Linked DNA regions of Homo sapiens: region 2 is linked to region 1. Evidence: chromatin loops called from intact Hi-C (ENCODE). Cell type or tissue: Caco-2. All regions are shown on one strand. Links, peaks and the distances in the headings refer to the core of each region. The heading gives the core; the rest is flanking DNA.

Evidence for each region. Hi-C counts contacts between places; a loop is a spot of excess contacts. Peaks named below come from ENCODE experiments on the same cell type or tissue, not always from the same donor. Only the 100,000 strongest peaks of a DNase experiment are listed, where the experiment ranks them.
Region 2: it touches region 1 in a loop (3-fold over the local background); 4 of 110 quality-filtered maps call a loop at or near these places.

Annotation. Positions count from the first base shown.
Region 1 is chr11:126,792,493-126,802,777 of GRCh38, forward strand. All of the region lies in intron 1 of KIRREL3 (kirre like nephrin family adhesion molecule 3), which reads right to left. Among named protein-coding and RNA genes, the nearest start is that of KIRREL3-AS2, 140 kb to the right of the region's middle. In Caco-2, for the core only: no CTCF peak of the experiment used is centred there; no DNase peak of the experiment used is centred there.
Region 2 is chr11:126,722,912-126,733,196 of GRCh38, forward strand. The region is part of intron 1 of KIRREL3 (kirre like nephrin family adhesion molecule 3); the gene reads right to left. It overlaps LOC105369561 (a long non-coding RNA gene), which reads left to right and starts at 5,259. Exons shown (of 3, transcript XR_007062941.1): 1 at 5,259-5,332; 2 at 6,607-6,739; 3 at 7,633-7,705. RefSeq lists enhancers at 8,664-9,199, 9,943-9,992. In Caco-2, for the core only: no CTCF peak of the experiment used is centred there; no DNase peak of the experiment used is centred there.

The DNA.
Region 1 (10,285 bases), core at 659-8,658:
TCCACTGGACTCTTAAGTTGAATCTTTACCTGTCTAATGGCCCAGCAATTCTTCAGGTATAAATCCTATTGCCTCCGTCAGAAAACATATACAAGGCAGCTCACAGCAGCATTGTTTATAACAGAGCCCAGATTGGATACAACTCAATTACCCATTAATAGGAGAATAGATATATAAATTATGTTATATGCACACAATGCGATTAACAATGGTTACAAGTAACAACATGGATAAATCTTAGACCATGATACGAAGTGGAAAAAGCAAATTGGAAAATGCTATATAAAGTCTTAATCCAGTTTTATAAAGCTCAAGAGCAAGCAGAACTAAACTATACTGTTTAGGGATATACACGTGTGATAAAGCTACCAATAACAACAGCAAAAAACTAATAAGAAGATGAAAAACAGTGGTTACTTGTGGGGATGGAGAAGGATGACACAGGAGTGGGGTGGGCAGGCTCAGGTTCTTCTATTGGGGGGTTCACAGATGGCCATTTCCTTATTAAGCTTACATCTCTGCTGTGTGTATTCCTTTGGACCTTTCAAATATTACACAATAAAATTAAAGTGTTCACTATCTCACATGTGTTAACTTTTACCTTTTTAGCTCCCCACCCCCACCCACCTCCAATAATGTCTTGTAAGGTTTATTGCAAAACAGCAGAGGACAAGATAATGACCTTTTTAGTGAGACAACAGGCCAGGGCATGTAAAAGTCACTGGAAATTCCTTTAGACTCTGGAAGAAAGCCACAGTGCACGGGGCTTTCTTGTTGTATTCACTGGGGACCATGGGTCTTATTTTAGTTTTGCTAATGCAATAAGGTTGTAGTGCTGAACAGTGCAGGCAATCTGGGTGGAGTGAGCAGTCAGGCTAGGAAGGGTTACTTTTGTTCCTTCAAACCGCTCTTAGTTCCTTTGGATGTGCATGCTCAGCTAGAGGTCCAAGGAGTTAGCCAGAGAGTGAAGGAGAAAGAGAGTAGGAGAGACAGATGATAACAGGTGCACCAGCCCAGATGTCACTTGCAGGGAGTTCCTGCAGAAGGTGCATGGCCACGGCAGATGCTGGGTGGACAACTCAGGTCACTGGCAGTGACTCACACAGAGGAACCAAGGCAAGGAGAGCACAGGTCCTTCCTAAGAGGGAGCAGTTGAAGGAAGAGGTTGGAATTTGAGAGACTAAACTATTTCACCCAAAATGACTGAGAATTAACTAAGGAAAATGCGTAAATGATTGCACTGGACCAAGATTACTGGAGTGGACCGGAAGCGTGCTCATGCTCATGAGACACTCAGATAAGGAACAGGCAGAGGTGAAGAACTCGCGTTCCTCTGCATGACTGAGCTCCACTGTGAATAAATTTGCAATCCAAATACACATGTTGCTTCTCTTCATTCTCCCCCACTACCTAGATTTTAATAGGCACCTATTGAAAATCTGAAAAGTTATATAACGGCCTGAAAGGGTGCATTTCTAATGGTTGAATTTCCAATGCTGGTGATAGACTGAGAGATAATTTGACTAGGGAGAGAGCAGGGCTGGATTAAAGAATTTAAAGGCTAAAACACTGAAAATATTATAGTATGCTTTCTTACGTTATTTAAAAATACATGTGATTCTAAGACATAAAATAATGGTAAGGAAGTCCAACAGAATTCAGATATTTCTCATGATGGCTGGGATTAATTTTTAAAATAAAATATTAAGTGTCAAATTTCATTCAAAAGATGTTTAGGTGTCTTTAGCAGTTACCTTGTCTATCTCCTGGATAATTTAGTACTCATAGATCATGCCAGCCTGGGCCATGGTTCCCTGCACAGTATTTTCTGCTTTCTCTCTGTGAAGGCTTGTTCAGTGGGGTAGACTCAAGAGGACATGGGCTTTTTAGGCAGAAGACCAGATGCCAGCCCCTGCTCTGAGCGCTTCGTATAACCTTGGGTTTTTCATATAATCATTCTGAGCCTCAGTCTCCTTATCTATAAAATAAGGATAATAAAAGCTCCCTCACAGGGTGGTAACACAGATCACATGAGAGAATATAGGGAACATGTCCAATAATATTGATTTGTATTACAAAAATATTTTAACCTGGGTGTTTTCAGAAAGTTAATTACAACCAAATGCTGGTGAGAAACAACAGGAACATCCCTGGAATGAATGCAAAGTGGTACGGCCACGTGGAAGACACTTTGGTACCTTCTTACAAAACGAAACAGAGTCTTACCATGGGATCTGACAATCGTGCTGCTAGGTATTTATCCAAAGGAGTTTAAAACTTACGTCCACCTAAAAACTTCCATATGAATGTCTATAACAGCTTTATTAATAATTGCCAAAAATGAAAGCAACCTAGATGTCCCTCACTGGGTGAATGGATAAACTGTGGTACCTCCACACAGTGAAATTTTATTCAGTGATAAAAAGAAATGAGGTATCAAGCCACAAAAATACATGGACAACTTAAATGCACATTGCTAAGCAGAAGAAGTCAGTCTGAAAAGGCTAAATACTGTGTGATGTCAACTATATAATATTCTGGAAAGGCAGACAAAAGAAAGTTCAGTGTTTGCCAGGGGTTGGGCAGGAGGAGGAGGAGAGAGATGAATTGTGGAGCACAGGTGTTTGTTAGGGCACTGAAACTATTCTGTATGATCATGTAATGGTGGATACATGTCATCACACATTTGGCCAAGCCCATAGAGTGTACAGCATACAGAATGAACTCTAATGTAAACTAGGGACTTCAATTCATAACAATGTATCTATATTGGCTTACCAATGGTAACAGATATACTACACTAATGCAAGATGCTAATAATGGGGGAAACTCAGGGCAGAGGTTGGGAGGGAGAGGACGTACATATAAATTTTATTTTATTTTACTTTATTTTTTGAGACAGAGTCTCAGTCTGTGACCCAGCCTGGAGTGCAGTGGCGTGATCTCTGCTCACTGCAACCTCCGCTTCCCGGATTCAAGCGATTCTCCTGCCTCAGCCTCCTGAGCAGCTAGGACTACAGGCGTGTGCCACCACACCTGGCTAATTTTTTTAAAATATATTTTTAGTAGAGACGGGGTTTCTACTAAAACCCTGTTGGCCAGGCTGGTCTTGAACTCCTGACCTCAGGTGATCCACCCTCCTCGGCCTCCCCAAGTGCCAGGATTACAGGAGTGAGCCACTGTGCCTGGCCAGAAATATGTAGAAATTATTTGCACTTTCTGTTCAATATTTCTGTAAACCTAAAAATCCTCAAAAAAATGAAGTTTTTTAATTAAAAAGAATTACAGAGCCACTTCAACCACCAGTTCTTCTTCCCCCTGTGCACCCCAAGAGCGTACATCAGCTCTTTGGAGGGGCATGTAGATACCCCATGCCAGGCCAGCCTCCGTACTGCCAGGCTCGTCCTCACCCTGGGTAAAGGCTCATGCAGGCATTGGGAAAAGCATGAATCAGAAATGAGAGTACATTTTTCACGTTGAGCTAGTACCTTGTCTGCTTATGTTGCCATTCATACAGCCAGTAATAAGCCACTCCACTGTCATGTCTTCATTTAAATTGTTATTTAGACTAACCTTTCAATGGGACACGTTTTTATCCATGGGGTCCATGGATCTTATTTTAGTTTTGCTAATGCAATAAAGTTGGAATCCTGAACATTCTTTTCAGTCTCTAGAGGTCATGAAGGGAAGAAGGGGTTAAAAAAAAAAAAGGCAAGACACAACATAAAATCAGACTGATTCTATGTTAAAATGGTGAACAAAAAAACCAAGGACTTGACCAGATGAAAAGAGAGGGGCTCGATCCATGTGAGTTCCCTGGCTTGCTGATCCCAGACTGGGCTGACCCAGGGCATCAGGGCTGGGGATTGTCTTGGATGGAAGGATCTCATTCTGCCCGTCCTGTCCCGCAGCATTGGGTGTGGAGGAAGGCTGAAGGAGGGGACGCGCAGTTGTGGGTAACTGGCCTTCACCTTAAATATAGCAAGTTACTTGAATGGTGCGATTTGAAAAGCCTCCAGTATCTGCTGCTGACATCTGAAATTCCCCTCCTTCCTCATGTGAAGTGCCTAGCTGGTACCCACTGGGTGATTGGGCACTAGAAATGTTGGCACAAGTGCCCTCTTATGTTAAGCATTGCCCCCAACCCTGCTTTTTATTTATTTTTATTCTTTTATTTTTATTTTTATTTTATTTTATTTTTGCAACAAGGTCTTGCTCTGTTGCCCAGGCTGGAGTGCAGTGGCATGATCTTGGCTCACTGCAGCCTCAACTTCCCAGGCTGAAGCTATCCTCCTACCTCAGCCTGGCTGATTTTTTCCCACCCCTGCTTTTTAAAAATGTTGGTGCTCCAATTAGAGCTGTACCTTAGGTAGAGTACATGAAAATCTGATTGTTGGCAGAGCCCTCGGACTTAGAAAAAGATCTGCCTGATTGGGGTTGTGAGCTAGCACAGAGCAGGAAGTGGGGAAGGGACCAGGGAGAATGTTTCTGGGGTGGAGGTCATATCAGGGCTGGGGACAGAAAGGCTGATCCTGTGAAGATTCTCTGCACACTATTGGAGGAGCTGTCTGTTGCGGGAGGGAAGAAGAAGCCTCATTCAGATCCCCCAGAGCCCACATTCGGGGCCACCTGGAGTTAGCAAATCAGAGGCTTGGGGATGTGGCACTGAATTTGGGGCTGTGTTACTGTGCAGGGAATATGAGCCTAGGCTCTGAATATGGGACCAATTTGAATTTAGATCCCACCTCTGCCACTTATTGACCTCTCTGAGACTCAATTTCTCATCTATGAAATAGACTAATAACAACATTGTTTCAAAGAGCTGTGTTGAGCATCAAATGCATCTGATTCTCAGCGTAATATCTGGCACAGAGAAGCACTGGATGCTGATAGTTTTGGTGGCGCGGCTGTTATTGGTTGGAAGAATCTGCTGGTCAGTGTCGGGGGCCCTTCAACTTCTGCTTGCAGAAGCCCGATTCATCTGTTACCTGGGAAGCTAAACTGTCCACACCCTTCTCCCATGGTGATCCCCAGAAGAAGCTCTGAGGGGGCACTAGAGTTTTATTAGTGGCTTACCATGGCACTTAGTCCCAATCTACTCCACAGCCTGTGACAGCTGGGGCTGTGTGATGGGGCTTCTGATGGGGCCCTGGCAGCGGGAGTCTCAGCATCCAAGCACAATCAGCACTGGGTCGATGTATATGAGGAAAGCACAGAATCACATGGTTGAAAAGAACTGTAATTGTAATGGAAATTCAAATCACTCCACTGAACCTGTTTTCTGATTCGTATTTTGTCCTTGTAAATCAGAAGCACCGGGAGCAATTTATTTCTAAACATCAACACTCCAGAATGCAAAGAAAAATGAAATAATTGCATTCTGACTTGCTCAAAATGATTCATCTGCATGTACATGCTGATCCTGAGGGCCTATGGACACTGCAAAGTAACACATGGGCTGTTTGTGCTTTTGCTAACTCCTGTGTGCTCCTGGAGAGGTGGAGGAAGGCTCATATCTTGGGGCCAGGTGGATTTCTGCTCCCCACTGTGAGAATCTGATGACTGTGGAAGTGATGGCTCATTGCACCCACCACAGCCAGGTGGAGAGGAAAGATGTTCCTGTGCCTGGGGGCTCCAGGCAGCATCTGTGCAACCCCCTTCTGCTTCCCTGATTCATGAGCCCCCAAGGGTGGCCTGGAGAGGCCACCAGGTGGCCTTCCCTCTCTGAGATCCCGGGTGCACAGCTCCTTCCTCTCTCAGAACACACTGATTCTTCCTTTTCTTTCCCAGATTTCTCCCTTGCCAGGACCCTCCCTTATTGCTTGCTGGGGTTCCTAACCTGCTGGCTGATGTTCAGGGTGCCTCCTGTGATTCTTGTCCAGGGCATTGAGTATCCAGTGGATGGCAGAAATGAATTCTCTGGACCCCAGAAAAGCAGAGGTAACCAAAGAATTAGGTAAACACATTTTGGAAATAATTTTCCATTTGATGTTTCACTGAAATAATTATCATTAGGAAAAGCAAAACATTGGAGGGTTTCCTTGTGCTGGCTTTATGGATTAGTATTATTTGTAAGTACATTTAGCCTGGAGCTCAGTGGGGAGTGTGGGGGAACCCATAATATTTTTAACATGTAGAGCCTCTAAATTTCCCACTGTGGCCTGCCCTTCCAGGTTCTTCCAGGTCCTTTTGATTTCTAAGGTTCTAATGGATGGGTGGCCACTTATTTGGGGTTAGCATAGGGGATATCCTTAGAGAAACCATACGGAGCAGCATTAGCCTGGGAAACATTTTTTGACTGAGGAGGCAAAATGCTATAAAAAGAAAGAACATGGGTTTGGGGTCTAAAGCTGGGTTCAGTTTTGTAGTGGCTCTGTGATTTTAATCATGCTGTGTCTCAGTTTCTGCATCTGCAAAACGAAGAGTACAGTGGGCCCGCCACAGAGGAGCACATGCAGGGACACACACGAAAGGACTTATGAACTACCAAGTGTGAGTGTGTGTATCATCTGTGTGTGCCTGTGTGTATCTGTGCGTGTGCATGTGTGCATCTCTGTGTATCTGTGTGCGTGTGCACGTATTCGTGTGTGTGCATGCATGTATCTGTGCGTGGATGTGTGTATCTGTGTGTGCGTGTGCATGTACCTGTGTGTGCATGTGCGTATCTGTATGTGTGTGTATGTGTGTACCTATGGGTATCTGTGTGTGTGCATGTGTGTATCTGTGTGTGTATCTGTGTATCTGTGTGTGGATGTGTGTATCTGTGTGCGTGTGCATGTACCTGTGTGTGCATGTGTGTATCTGTACGTGTGTGCATGTGTGTACCTATGTGTATCTGTGTGTGTGCATGTGTGTATCTCTGTGTGTATCTGTGTATCTGTGTGTGCATGCGTGTATCTGTGTGTGCATCTATCTGTGTGTGCGTCTCTGTGTGCATGTGTGTATCTGTGTGCATGCATCTCTGTGTGCATGTGTGTATCTGTGTGTGTGCATGTGTGTCAGCTATCCCCCAAATTTCTCCTGAGTTATGAATTTTGTTGGAAAAATAAGATGATAAGAGCTTGGGGAAAGAAGGTGAGACTCCTAGGAACTTGAGCCCGTGTGGAACTCATCATTCTGCAGAAAACTAGGGAAGAATCTGGTTTCACTCCTTAGAGCAGGGAGCCAGGAGGAAGGAATGGGGTGGAGCAGGAGGAGCCGGGAGAACCAGAGAGATGGCAGAACCTTTTCTTCCTCCCTGGAAACCCCTCTGCCCCCAGTTTTTATTAACTTCCAGTAGAATAATGGAAGGCTTGCCCTGAGTGATTTCTTATGGAGACACTAAAAGGAGCTAAGTCTGCTTTCCAGGGATTGGGGAAGTAACTGAGCAAATACACCTAAAAGCGCAGGAGCCTGGCTGGGATGGTGAGATGCTGGGACTCAGGGAAGGCATCAGTAAGTGGTCTCAACTCCAGCTGCTGTAGAATCATCTCAGGAGTTAAATGACACTCCCTAGTTCAATCAATCAGGATCTCTGTGGGTGGGGCTCTGAGCATTGGCATTATTTTGTGAACCAAAGTTGAGGACCATTCCTGACACTGTTGCAGGCCACCTCTAACCAGATCTCCAGGGGCTGGGCCCCGCTGCATCTAGGACACATCAGTTATGACTCAGGTCTGGCATCACCAAGAATGTACTGGTGATCTCAGGGAAGTAATCTAGACCAGCTGAAGACTAATTAACTTGGGCCATTTAGAATCTGACTCCGTGAGACAAAGAGCCTTGGACTTGGTATCCCAGGGCCTTGGAGCAGCCCTGTGTCCTCATCTGAGCACTCAGCCACTTGCTTGAGCTCCTGCTCTGCCTTCTAGTCTGGGGAAAGATAGGTTCTCACAATAAAGCTGGAGCTTGCATTGTGATCACCCGGGTCAGAGGAGCTTGAAGACTGGAGGCTACAGAAACGGTCTCATTAGGGCATTAGCATAAGTGGTACAGAAGGCAGGTAGGGAGGTCTCCAGGGAAGGATTTCTCCCTTAATTAAGATTCAACTGCAGTGAAATATCAGCAACCTTATACCTCTTGTATGTACCATAAAAAAGTGCTAGGATTCTCAAATATCCTTCTCTCCTCCCTTTTCTGCCTGCAAACAGCATTTGATAGTGCAACCTTCAGGATTACCTCAGGAATAATGAGCTCCAGGCACCCTTTCAGCTGCATTAGTGAGGGAAATGCAACACTCTATTCCTGGCACACAAACAGGCCACCCCTACAGCCAGGTGTGAACTCCAGGCTTTCTGGCTGCACAGAACCATTCAACCCCTGGACAATGAGTGAGCAAACTAGAAGCCCAGGTATCACTTTTCAGCGGATTTAGCTGTGATGGGGGATAATGGGATGGTGGAGCAGAGTGGCTGCATTCTGAGCCACAGCTGTGGGAAGCTCTGGTTAATAGGATGTCTGCTTGCTGTTGGAGGTTGGTGAGGGACAGGGACATTTAGGAGTGAGGACACGGGGAACACTGCTTTAGCAGCTGATATTTGTGGTGCATGCGTGCCCACATACCTGACATTTGCAAAAATCCAATCCCATTGGGCTTTCTGATTTTTAGAAAAACCTTGATTAACTTGAGTGCTTGAAAAAGATGTAGATTTATGGTTACCTAAATATATTCTGCATAATTGGGAATTAATGAGAAACTCCACCCCTTTTACATTTCAATTTTTATGAAAAATATTTCTTAAATACACTAGCTCTCTTTTCTATCCTAAGGATTACAGTTAATTGACAATTTTTGGGTCTTTGGGGACATCAGCCTGATACATCATTTTTCATCAATTCATTTACTCAAATGTTTTGAGTTTCCACTTTAAGTCAAACACCATGTGAGCTGCTGGAGTAATGTTGCCATAGGTACAGTCACCGATGGGGATGAGGTAGCCCCTGAATACAAATCTCAAGACAAATTCCATAACTCAGAGTATTTCTGTGTGGGGTAACCATCCCCAAATCTCTCATATGTGGAAGTCAGATGAGAAAACAATTCTACCCCAATATGAGCCATATTAGCACCAGGATGCAGTGCAAAGAGCGCATGGTTTGCACGAGAGGCCCTGGGTTCAAATCCTTGCTCTGCCACTCACCAGCTGTGGGACCTTGGCCAGGCACTTTCTCTCCTGGCCCATTTCTTCGTCTGTGAGATGGAACTGTTACACCTACCCTAGAAAGTGGGAAAGGAATAAGTGGCAGACACACCAGTGGACAGCATAGCTCCTGGCCTGTAATAAATTCTTAGTTAATATTTGTTTGAAATACAAAGTCATGCTGGGAGTAGTGGTGCATCTGTAGTCCTAACTACTTGGAGGATGAGGCAGGAGGATCGCGTGATCCCAGGAGTTCAAGGCTGCGGTGAACTCTAACTGCACCATGGTACTCCAACCGGGCTACAGAGTGAGACGCTGTCTCTTAAAAAAAAATTGAATCAGTATCCTAAAATCTAAGAAAAGCAAAAGTAAGATTTCACCTCACTGTCTCCAAACACCCCCAAATCAGTTGGTTGAAACCTGATTAATTGCTATTCCATAGGCAAATGATGCTGCCAAACAGTCATTTGTGGCTGTGAGGAAGAATGGCCAGGACAGTAGACATTCAGAAATTCAGTTTTAATGTCACAGGTTATGACTGTCGTTTACCAGGTGCCTTAACCATCTGCTTGCAGTTTTTCTTCCTTTCTTTGCCTTGGCCCTACCTCACCTGGAGAAGTTAACCAAAGAGGAGTAAGAGATCCTCCAGGTGGAGTGGGCCATGGTCAAGGCAGGTGGGGGCAGAAACAAAGGAAAAGCAGCCCAGGGAGATGGCGTTAGTGCCAGGCGGCCCGTGGAGAAAAGCTTTCGCTATACTGAAGGTCTGTGAATAATGGTGATCATTCAATGCCATTAATTAAAACATTGATGAGAAAAATATATCACTTTCCAGCTGGGTCCATAGTCTGTGTGGCGTCGTTCTTCTCATGTCTGCGTGGATTTTCTCTGTGTCCTCCAGCTTCCTCCCACATCCCAAAGCTGTCACATGAGGTGACCTGGCATGTCTACATGGCCTCAGTGTGAGTGAGTGTGGGCATGTGTGTGTGTGAGTGACCCTGCGATGGGAGGGTGTCCTGTCGGGGGCTGGCTCCCGCCTGGCACCCTGAGCTGCTGGGACAGGCTCTGGGCACTGCAACCCTGAATTGGAATAACTGGATAAGTAATTATCCTACTCTTTAAATCAATCTTTCTTAAATGTATGTATAGATCTTTTTCAAAATGCTTAA
Region 2 (10,285 bases), core at 649-8,648, 70 kb before region 1:
ATCATGGTGATTTCCGCACGAAATCTCATTTCTCTTACTAGATGGTAAGCTTCAAGCGTCACCTCTATCATGAAACTATCCTTTGTCTCCCACGGTGGAATTGGCCTTTCTTCATCTATTCCTCTTACAGTCTTCTGTGGCTGCACATAGTGTACGGTAGGTATTGCGGTATTTGACACATGTTGGACTCTCCACTTGACTGAGATTAAGTGGGTAGGGACTGTGGTTTGTTCGTCTCCGTCCCAGGCATCTATCTCAGAGCCTGCAGCCCTGACACATTGCAGGTACTTAGCATACAGAGCTGGATTTCCCCCACTGAAACCTCCACAGCCCTCCTAGCAGAGACAGACACACTTTTAGTAGGGGCTAAGCTATGTTTGTGGAGTAGAATGAAAGGCAAAGGGAACAGTGCTGAGCCAGAGAACACAGCATTAGTGGGAGCTGTGGAGAGGAGGCTAGAAATAGGCAAAGAAGGGAGGGGACAGGCTCTGTTTCATTTCACTCTACCATAAAGAGGTAACAATTTAAAAAAATCAACTCTCCTCAGCCTCCAGACACACATGCTCTGTGGCATCATTAAGCAGCTGGTGCCAACATTTACCTCACACCTCCCTTAGTAGGCAAGAAAGCATTTCCTAAACCCTTCTCCTCTATGCTTTTAAAATAAAGGCCTTAGTGGATCTCAACTTCAGCAAACAGAACATTTTCTACTTTTCTATACTGTAAGATTTTTGAAAGCAGTGACTGTGTCATTCTTTTATATTCCTAGTACCTAGACCATGATGACATAATAATAGATGCAGAATTAATTTTCATTGAGTTACATAAATGATACAATATGAAAAGAGAAGGGAAGAAGGAAAGATGGAAGGAAAAGACTTGCACAGATGCTCTTTGTGACTCAGAACTTTGGAAAAAGTCCAACGAGCAACAAAATACTCAAAATACTTTAAATGAAGGTAAAAACCATCATTGTTTTCTCTCTGCCTAGGGTTTTTAGGAATTTTCTTCTATTCAAGATCATAATTGCAGAAAACTAGACCAATGATCTGATTGCTTTCATAAGCTCCATGATGATTAAAAGAAGTGTAGGCAGCTCCAAGGCCACACATGAAAAGAGAAATGCTGAGGCTGTTCCATTTGAGCCTTTTTGTCTTGCTTGGCTCTTTGTCAAAACCAAGTCTCCTTCTGGAGATAGAGATGCAGATCACCACCTACCCCAACTGTTCCCACTTGACTTAAGAGACAATGTGGGGAAGAACATCACCCCCATTTCAACCTTCAGAGGCAGGTTGCTTCTGCCACGGCAAGGAGAAGATCACTTTCTGTGTAAGATTTCTGATTCCTGTCTCCTGCAGGTTGGTTCATTTTCTTTCAAACACCTGTGCTGTAATATGCTAACCTGATCCTAAGACAGGCCCCAACTAGTACACACGCAGATCCATGCACACCCACACACATGCACATGCAGACTTATTGTCATAGCTTGTATCTCTTATGGACAAGATGCAGAGTGAGTGAGCCAGCAGATGGACACCCTGGAGGTTCGGAGCCATGTCACTCCCTATCAGCCCTCTCCAAACATCCAGGCAGGATCTGGGAGGGACTGCCCTTGAGATGGGTGGGCTCCATGAATTTCCAGCTGAAGCAACACGTTTCTGTCCCCAAGGGATGAAGAAGTTTCTTCAGCTGCTCTGTAGATATGTCATGTCGAGATTGAATTCAGGTATAGTTTTAGCTGCCTTCCTTCTTGAAACTTCCCTCTCCCCGTTTGAATTCCAATGAGGCATCTTTTGAATGCTGAGATTGGGAAGCAAGACTGAGACCTGCTTATGGGCCAAGGGTTCTTAGTATTAGATAAGAGTCAGGATTATTAGACCTGCCTATGGGCCAAGGGTTCTTACTAATAGATTTTGAATAACCATAAAAACAACTTTCCTGCATTCCTCTTTATCATAGATCAACTTGTCAGTTAGTCATTCACTTAATGAGTATTTATTGTACCTTGACTTTGTGTCAGGTAGTGTGCTAGGTGCAGGAGTAGATATTCTTATTTCTGTTCTTCAGATGAAGAGACAGAGGTTCAGAGAGGTGAGGGGTTTCAGTGGAAAGTGGCCGAGTCAGGAATCAAAAGCCTGTCTTCTGGTGCCTGCTTAATGGGGTTTTAACCAATGTGGGTATTAGGTGAGAGGTGGCCAGGAGAAGGCAGGACATTAGGGGTTATTTCTTAAGCCTGTGGGTAACCACTGAGGCAGCAGGCCAGAAAGTCACGTGACCCAGTGTGATGTATGGGAGAGGACAGCGTGGTGCCTCGTATGCCATGAAGAATTAATCTCAAGGAGATGCTAGTGAGCTCCAGAGACTTAGCATCAGTGCCAAGAGATCAAAGATATGATATCTCTGGCAGAGTGCGCTATCAGGAGCGATCAAAGCAAAAAAAAGGGTTCATTTCAGTGCCCTGTGCATTAGTTGCCTGACTTGCTGACTCTGGGCACAAAGGAAGCAGTCATGGTTTGGAAATGGTGCTAACACCCGCATGGGCATTTCTTTCTTGACATCTCCATACATCTCATTGTTGCCTGTCCATAAACAAAAACATTATCATGCCCATGGGTTTGCCCCCGCTCATCCCCAAGCTGGCTGTCCCCGTTTTCTTCTGAGTGTGTTTGTGTGCTCAGTGGCTTTCCTGCCTTCCTTGGATGATGGTGGTAGAGGCCGTCCTTGTCTGGAGGAGGCCTGTCAGGGTGCACTGCTGCAGGCTGGACCCTGAGCCCGCTCTGCCCTCGCTGCAAGGCTGCTGCTGGGGTGGATGTGCGGGGCTGGTGGAGCTCTGTGGCCTGGGTCCAGTCTGCACAAAGGCAGGGCCAGGGACTACAGAGAGCATGGGGGGAGGCATCAGGATTGGCCACCAACTCACTGAGGGACTTTGTCAAGTTGCTTCCCCTCGCTGAGTCTCAGTTTCCTTATCTGTAAATCAGGCAGTTGGTCTGTGTCAGTAACTTTCACCCCCAGTTTCTCTGGTGATGTAAGTTTTCCAATCAAATTATAATAACCCAAATAGAGGAGATGCCCCATAAATACTTCTTGAATGAATCAAAGCAAATCTATAAAGATAAGCATGGAAACATGTGGACTGCAGTGGACAGGGCCCTGGAGAACGCCCTTCTGAGTGCCCTCCCTCCATTCTAACCCCCTGTGTCCCGAAGTGGGTCTCTAAGGCCCTTCTGTGGAACCCTAAGGCTCCACTGAACCCAGCTTGACAACCACAAATATGGACTTTCTTGTTTCTTAAAGCTCTGACATTCAGTGATTCTAGGGGAACTATTAAGTCTCAAATCCCTTACAAATTAATGAAAGATCTCTGACATATTTTCTAGAATTTTTCCTCAGAAATTTCCCTGGACTTCTCTGGGGCTATCCTGTTGGCTTTATGAAAAAGTCTGAACTACACAAGATGCCTCCTTTTTTTCTTTTTAGATGGAGTCTCCCTCTGTTGCCCAGGCTGGAGGGCGGTGGCATGACCTTGGCTCACTGCAACCTCCTCCTCCTGGGTTCAAGCGATTCTCCTGCCTCAGCTTCCTGAGTAGCTGAGATTACAGGCATGCACCGCCACGCCTGGCTAAATTTTGTATTTTTAGTAGAGTTGGGGTTTCGCCATGTTGGCCAGGCTGGTTTCAAACTCCTGACCTCAAGTGATCTGCCCACCTCGGCCTCCCAAAGTGCTAGGATAACAGGTGTGAGCCATGTGAGCCACTGCGCCCAGCCACAAGATGCCTCTTTATGAGAGGATCCAGTCTACCTTTCCAGCTGTTTTTTCCCACTCCTATCATTTCCCTTCTCCTAGCAAAACTCTGTATTGGCCTACACATGCCAATGTGTTGAGCATGCCATGCGTTCTTGTGCCCTGCATCTTTGCTTTTGCCATTCCTTGTGCTATTGTTTTTCCACTTTCTTCCTGCAAAACTCCTATTCATCCTCTAAGACCTGGCTGTGATGTCCTGGCTCTTGAACGGTTCTACCTCTCACTCACTCACACAGGGAGGTCAGCTGCTTCTTTCTCTGAGCCGCCTTACCCTCTGGGACACGCCTCCAGCACAGATTTCCGCGTAGCCTACCTTCACTCATCTAGATACATCATCTTCCCTGGCAGATGGAGTGCTTCTGAAAGGCAGAGACTTAGCTTTGAATTCCCAGTGCCTAGCATGGAGCCTGGTCCATAAAAACCACTCCATCCATGTTCATGAAATGACTGAGAAACAGCAAGGGCTCCTGTGCACTTGGGTGTGGCTCCAGAAGAGGCAGCTTCTGTGGCTATTCCCCTTGGAGGCCGGCTGGCCACTCTCCCTGCACAGAGCAGGCTGGCTTCGCCATCACAGGCTGCTTCTCAGAAGCTCAGCTACCTCTCCTTCCTCACCTCCCAGACCCCTCGGAAAGTGTTCCCCACCAGAAATGTCTTTTTGGTGGCCTCAACCTGAGAAGGAAGGCTACAGAGCTTACAGATTTAAACTTAAATGCATAAACAATTCACAGTGGTCCCCTGGCTTAGGCTGAATCTCAACTTGGAGGACTTGGTGTCCATGGTAAGTCTGGAGGCCTGAAGGTGGGAGGCGCTCAGCTGTCTGCAGCAGCTGTACCCTGCACCCTGCCCAGCAGGCATTTCCCTGCTACATGGCTCTCCTCCCAGCTCCCTCGGGGGGGTCTGGCCCTCCCACCCTGGGTGAGCTGCATTTTTGTGGTCCTCCTTCTTCTAATCTCTCTGCCTGCCTCACAAAGTGGAGAATTCGATTTTCTTCCCAAAGAAAATCAGATTTGACTTAGCTCCATCCATTTTCACAATTGCTACGGAAACGCTGTCTCTGTGAGGACAAAAGAACTAAACGAAGGACTTTCAGTGGGGGAATGAGCACGTGGACACAACTGTGCCTCAGTGAGAATCCCTTGCAGACCTGGGAGAGACATCTGCAGGCAGTGGGATGCGGATCAGAAGCCCTGGGTCCCCAGAGTCCAATGATGAGGAGACCCGGAGGGAAGGAATTGGCTTGAAGTAGGGCTGTCTCGGGGGTGAGCATTTCTCCCGCAGCCCCACACCCAGCAGCTCTGAGAGAAGCCAGAGCCTCCTGATGCACCTGGCATGACACTGGGACAAAGGCAATCCATTATGTGACTGGTATATCAGAGTCACAGAGGGGCTGGGTGCAGCAGGGTAAAGAGGCTGCAAGGTCACAGATGGACAAGGTGTGGCTGTCACAGCTGTGGTGGCTGGCCCCATGAAATAATTGGGACACCAGGAGGGGCAGGGTCAGAGGACCTCTAAATAGCTCTGTAGTCTTGGGTGAGTCACTTGAAGCCCCCAAGCCTCAGCTTTCCCATCTGCAGACCAGGGAGAAATATCACCTACCTGGTGGGGTGTCCTGGGGCTCAGTGTTCTCCCGTGGCATGCTGCACATGCCTCTACTGTGCATGAGAGTGTGTGTCCCACCTCCCACCGTGTTAAAGCATGTTGACCATGGGTGTGCTTTCCCACAGGAGTGTAGGCTTCCAGAGCAGGAAGGGGTGCGTCTTACTCACTGCTTTATTCCCAGGGCCAAGCACCCTGCCTGGCCCCTGCGGAGCTCAGGGTGTCTGATCACCTGAGTGAGATGATGTTGGTTAGAGTGCTTGCCACCTGCTGCACACAGGAATTAGCTTCCAGGCTGAAGTGGGGCCAGTGTAGGGCCCACAGGAACCTGGACCACCTTGACTCTTTGTATAGGGAGGGGAAAGGAGGCAGGAGAAGCCCTGAGTACTTGTCAGTGGAGTGAAGCCTGTTAAGCTTTAAGCGGGAGGATTCAGTTCAGTAAGTAACTTCGTCCCCTGGGAGGGCCCCCAGGTCCCTTCTGTGTTGGCTCCATGGCCTCTCTTCTCTCCTGCATTAATTCAAGTGAGGAAGGCCTGAGCTTGCCTCCCTGAATTCCCTGCACCCCACAGACGCTGCCCCATTCTCAAGGTGCCATGTGTAATCAGGAAGCAGACGCTAGCTCCAAAGCTTTCGGGGCAGAGGGAGGAGGGCAATGGCTGGGCAGTGGGCTGTCCTGTTGCTGAGGAGACCTTGAGGAGGAGGCTTTTGGGGCAGGCATGCCTGTTGCAGGCTTGGAGTGGGCCCTGGGGAGGGGCAGTACCCTCTAGGCCAGAAAACACAACTGGGCCATCTTCCCTCATCTCTAGCAGAATGGCTGCCTCCTTAGTCCAGACTGAGTCCTGTGGAATGTGTGGTTGGAGCAAAAAGATGAAGAGTGAGTCTAAGAGGTCATGAAGAAGGACAGACCCAGTAGACTGTGGCTCAGCCTTTCTTGGGAAGCAGACTTCTAAGAAACAAGCACGCTGGCTTAACAACAAATCTAATTCTTTTAGGGAAAAGAGGTAGTGCATGGATAAAATGTGGAAAGATATAGAAGAAGAAACAGGAAGTGGAGCCTGGTGAGGAACAAAAGGTGTCACAAGGCTCATTTTAGGGACATATTGCAGGAGAGACAGGAAATTGAAATTGGCGCCATTCTTCTAGATTGCCCAGAGTCCTCCAGAGTCACAGGGGGAGTCAAAGGGTCAATAGGTGCTTCTCCTTTGCAGCCTCAGGGAGTGATTACCTGCAATATGCCAGGGTACTGTCCCTGTAAACAATGAGGCTGGAAGGCAAGAAAGGAGCAGCTCCCTGGCATTTTGCTGCTGGAGCACGGAAGCAGTGCTGGCCAGGAGCTCACAGGTGGGTGTGAACCTGGGGACCCTCCGTAGATACTCATGGGGCCCCGGGCACTCCACTGGACAGGTGAAAAGCTCACAGCTCAGGGTCCCCTGCTATTTTATGAGCTTGGGAGGTTTCTGTGTCCAGAAGCACAATGGAGGGAGCCCCTGATCATAATCACTAAGAGCACACCATGTTTGCTGCTTTTAACTGTTTCCAAATCCTTCTAGTTCATAGGCTCCTCTGCTCCTAAACCAGTCCTTTGAGGTATCTGGCAGACAGTTTTCTGCCCTTCCCTTCCTTGACATTTCTGTGACATTTGGCTCTGTGACGGCTTCCTTCTTCAGGAAACTCTTTTGTTGTCTTATTTCTGGGACACCCTCCTCCGGAGTTTCCATTCCCTCTCAGTCCCCGTCCTGACTCTCATTCCTGTCCCCAGCCACTTAAATGTTGATGTCCCTAGGTTCTATCCCCAGCCGTCTTCTCATTCAGAATTCCCCTCCTCAAAGTAGATTCATCACTCCCAGAGACATTTACATCACGTCTCCACTTAGCCCTTGGCCCTGGCTCTCAGCCCCGCAGAACCCACTGCCGACTAGCCCCATCCACATGGGGGCCCACAGGCCCCTTGAGTGTGACACGTCCAAATGAGTTACTCACCTTCTCCTCCCTCTTCTCATCATCTCTGCACCATCAACATCCCCTAATTGTCCACCAGAAATCAGGGAACAATCCTGGCCTCCACCCTCTCCTCACCCTATACGTCTGGTCAATCATGCCTTCCTCTCAACCTGACTCCTACAGGTATCTTCAACCTGTGCCCATTCTCGCAGCTCTGAGCTTATTCCATACTACATAAGTTTGCTTAGACTGGTGGTTCTCCACCATGGGTGATTTTTGTCTTCCCCACCTAGGGGACATTTGGCAACGTCCAGGGACAATTTCTGATGGTCACAACGAAGTGGTTGCTACTAGCATCAAGTGGGTAGAGGCCAGGGATGGAGCTGAACACGATACAATGCACCAGGCGGCCCCTGCAACCAAGAACCAAAATGGCGGTAGTCCCCAGGTAAAGAAAACCTGGCTTACAACATGCAATACTTTTCTTTTTCTTTTTTTTTGTTTTTGAGATTGAGTCTTGCTCTGTCACCCAGGCTGGAGTGCAGTGGTGCCATCTCGGCTCACTGCAACCTCCGCCTCCCAGGTTCACGCCATTCTCCTGCCTCAGCCTCCCGAGTAGCTGGGACTACAGGCACCTGCCACCACGCCTGGCTAATTTTTTTATATTTTTAGTAGAGATGGGGTTTCACTGTGTTAGGCAGGATGGTCTCCATCTCCTGACCTCGTGATCCACCCGTCTCGGCCTCCCAAAGTGCTGGGATTACAGGCGTGAGCCACCGCGCCCAGCCAACATGCAATACTTTTCTAACTGGTGTCTCTGACAATCAGGTTCCCCTTCAAGCCACTCTCTTTGCTGCCTCCTGCGAGAATGCTTAGCTTACAAATGAATCTGTCTGCATGTCTCCATTTCCTAACTTCTCAGCATAGTTTACAAAGCTCCCTATGATCTGGCCCTGCCCAACTCTCCAGACCCACCTTCCATTTCTCCTGTTAGTCCATGCCCCAGCAGTACTAGATAATCTGCCGTTCTCTGAGTAAATCATGTTCTTCCATACCTCTGGGCCACTGCCTAGGTCTCAAATGACCCTATCCCAGGGTCCATCCCGCTGTGTCCACTGTTTGCATTGGGTCAGAGCTTACTTAGTCCTTCAAGACTCAGCCCGAATACCATTTCCTGGACAAAGCTTTCTCTTGGCTATGCTTCTACCACAGCTTGTACGTATTCTCATGTCTACCTTTCACATTTCTCTTTCTGCAGTCTTCTTGAGGTCACAGATGTGATTTTATTTATCTTTACAGACCCAATGCCTAGCGCCATGTCTGGTGAGTGAATGCACACAGGAAGAAAGCTTTGCCAAAATTTGCACACCTCGTTGCTGGAAGGACTAGGACTGGCATTCAGGTCTTTGGACTCCCAAGCTATGCTCACCTCATCAGACCTGATGGCTCTAAGTAGGTCAGTTTTAGGTCCTGAGCTACTTGATCCATCTGGCTCCCAGTTAGAGAACAACAAGAAACTAATCACATGTGGTGGCTGCTGCCTCCGTAAGTGCTTCCATTTATTCACAAGCTGAAAGACAAAAGCTTGGCCCCCCAGCATATGCTGGATCAAAAGCAAGGAACAAAAAGGATTGTAAAAGAAAGACGCTGGAAATAGTAGCTACTTTGATGCAGGCAGCTCTTTGAGGAAGCAGCTGAGGACTGTGCCCCCAGCAGCAAAGAGAGAGAGAAGTCACTGCCAGAGGGTGAAGGAAATCACTGCAGGAAGGGTGGGACCTCACTGGCTTCTCTGCTGGTTTCCAGCGAGTGCCAGGAATGGGGGAGGGGTGTCTCATTAATCTCACCTCCTTGCTGCCCTGCCTGGGGTCTTTACAATCTGCTCCATTTGGAGACTAAGGATTCCTACAGGAATGGCAATCTGAGCCAGAGATTTAGGAAGGAGGTTTATAAGTAATGGCTAGAGCGATAGAGTAATTAATAGGAAACTATTATTAACAATACAGTGATTTCATAATGATTCCGCAGTTTATAATACAAATGTATACATCATTTGATGAATTATTGTATTGAGCCCGAGGATGCAGGAATGGCCAGATTCTGTCCTTGAAATAGCCACCCCTTCTCATGAGGACCCCTGAGAAAATATAGTAAGCACACAAAGAAAGGAAAGCAAAGCAATGCTTCATTGTTAGCTGGACTTGTGATCAAAACCCTAGCGCTCTCTGGTCAACTGGACTAGATGACGTTTTCTACTAAGCAAGTTAGGACTAAACAGCTCATAACAACAGCCAATCCAATATACCTGCTTGTCTCGGGAAAGTGTAGTCAGCTGCAGAGAGACAGTGAGAGAGTGACTGTTTCCTTTGAATTCCTGCTCTCTGGAGTTGACTTGGGCAGCCTGGCTCTGAACCAGGACACCATCTCTGGGTTGGTGGCCATCTGAGAAAACATGGAGAAAAGACACTTTGAGGAAGGTAACCTCGTAATGCTGAGAGGAAGCTTATGCCCAAGGAGACTCCAAGGAGAATTTGGGATCTAACCCCAGAGCACTGCAGAGTGGAAAAGGCCAGGGGGAACCCCTTATCTTACCAGAAAACCAAGCAAAGGAGATAGCAAGAGGCTGGACTGAAGTTAAAGAATAATGCTTAAGTGTCTTGTTTGGGACTCAAAGGGCTTGCCCTCCCATTGTATTCACAGATACAGCAAAAGACTTTGGTGAAATGCAATGTGGAAGGAGGAAGATTGGTTCCCATTGTGAATAAGGAAAAAATGAGTCCTGGGGTTCTGAAGGCAGCTTGAGATATTTTGAGCATTTCACCTCTGAAGTAAGAGTGCAACCCTCCAATTCAAAAGTGTAATTTCTAGTCCCTTTGTTGAAAAGTCAGTTATGAAACTTTACAGTTTCACTTTTGGCTTTCGGCTGAACTTTTCAGAGCCTTTAAGGCA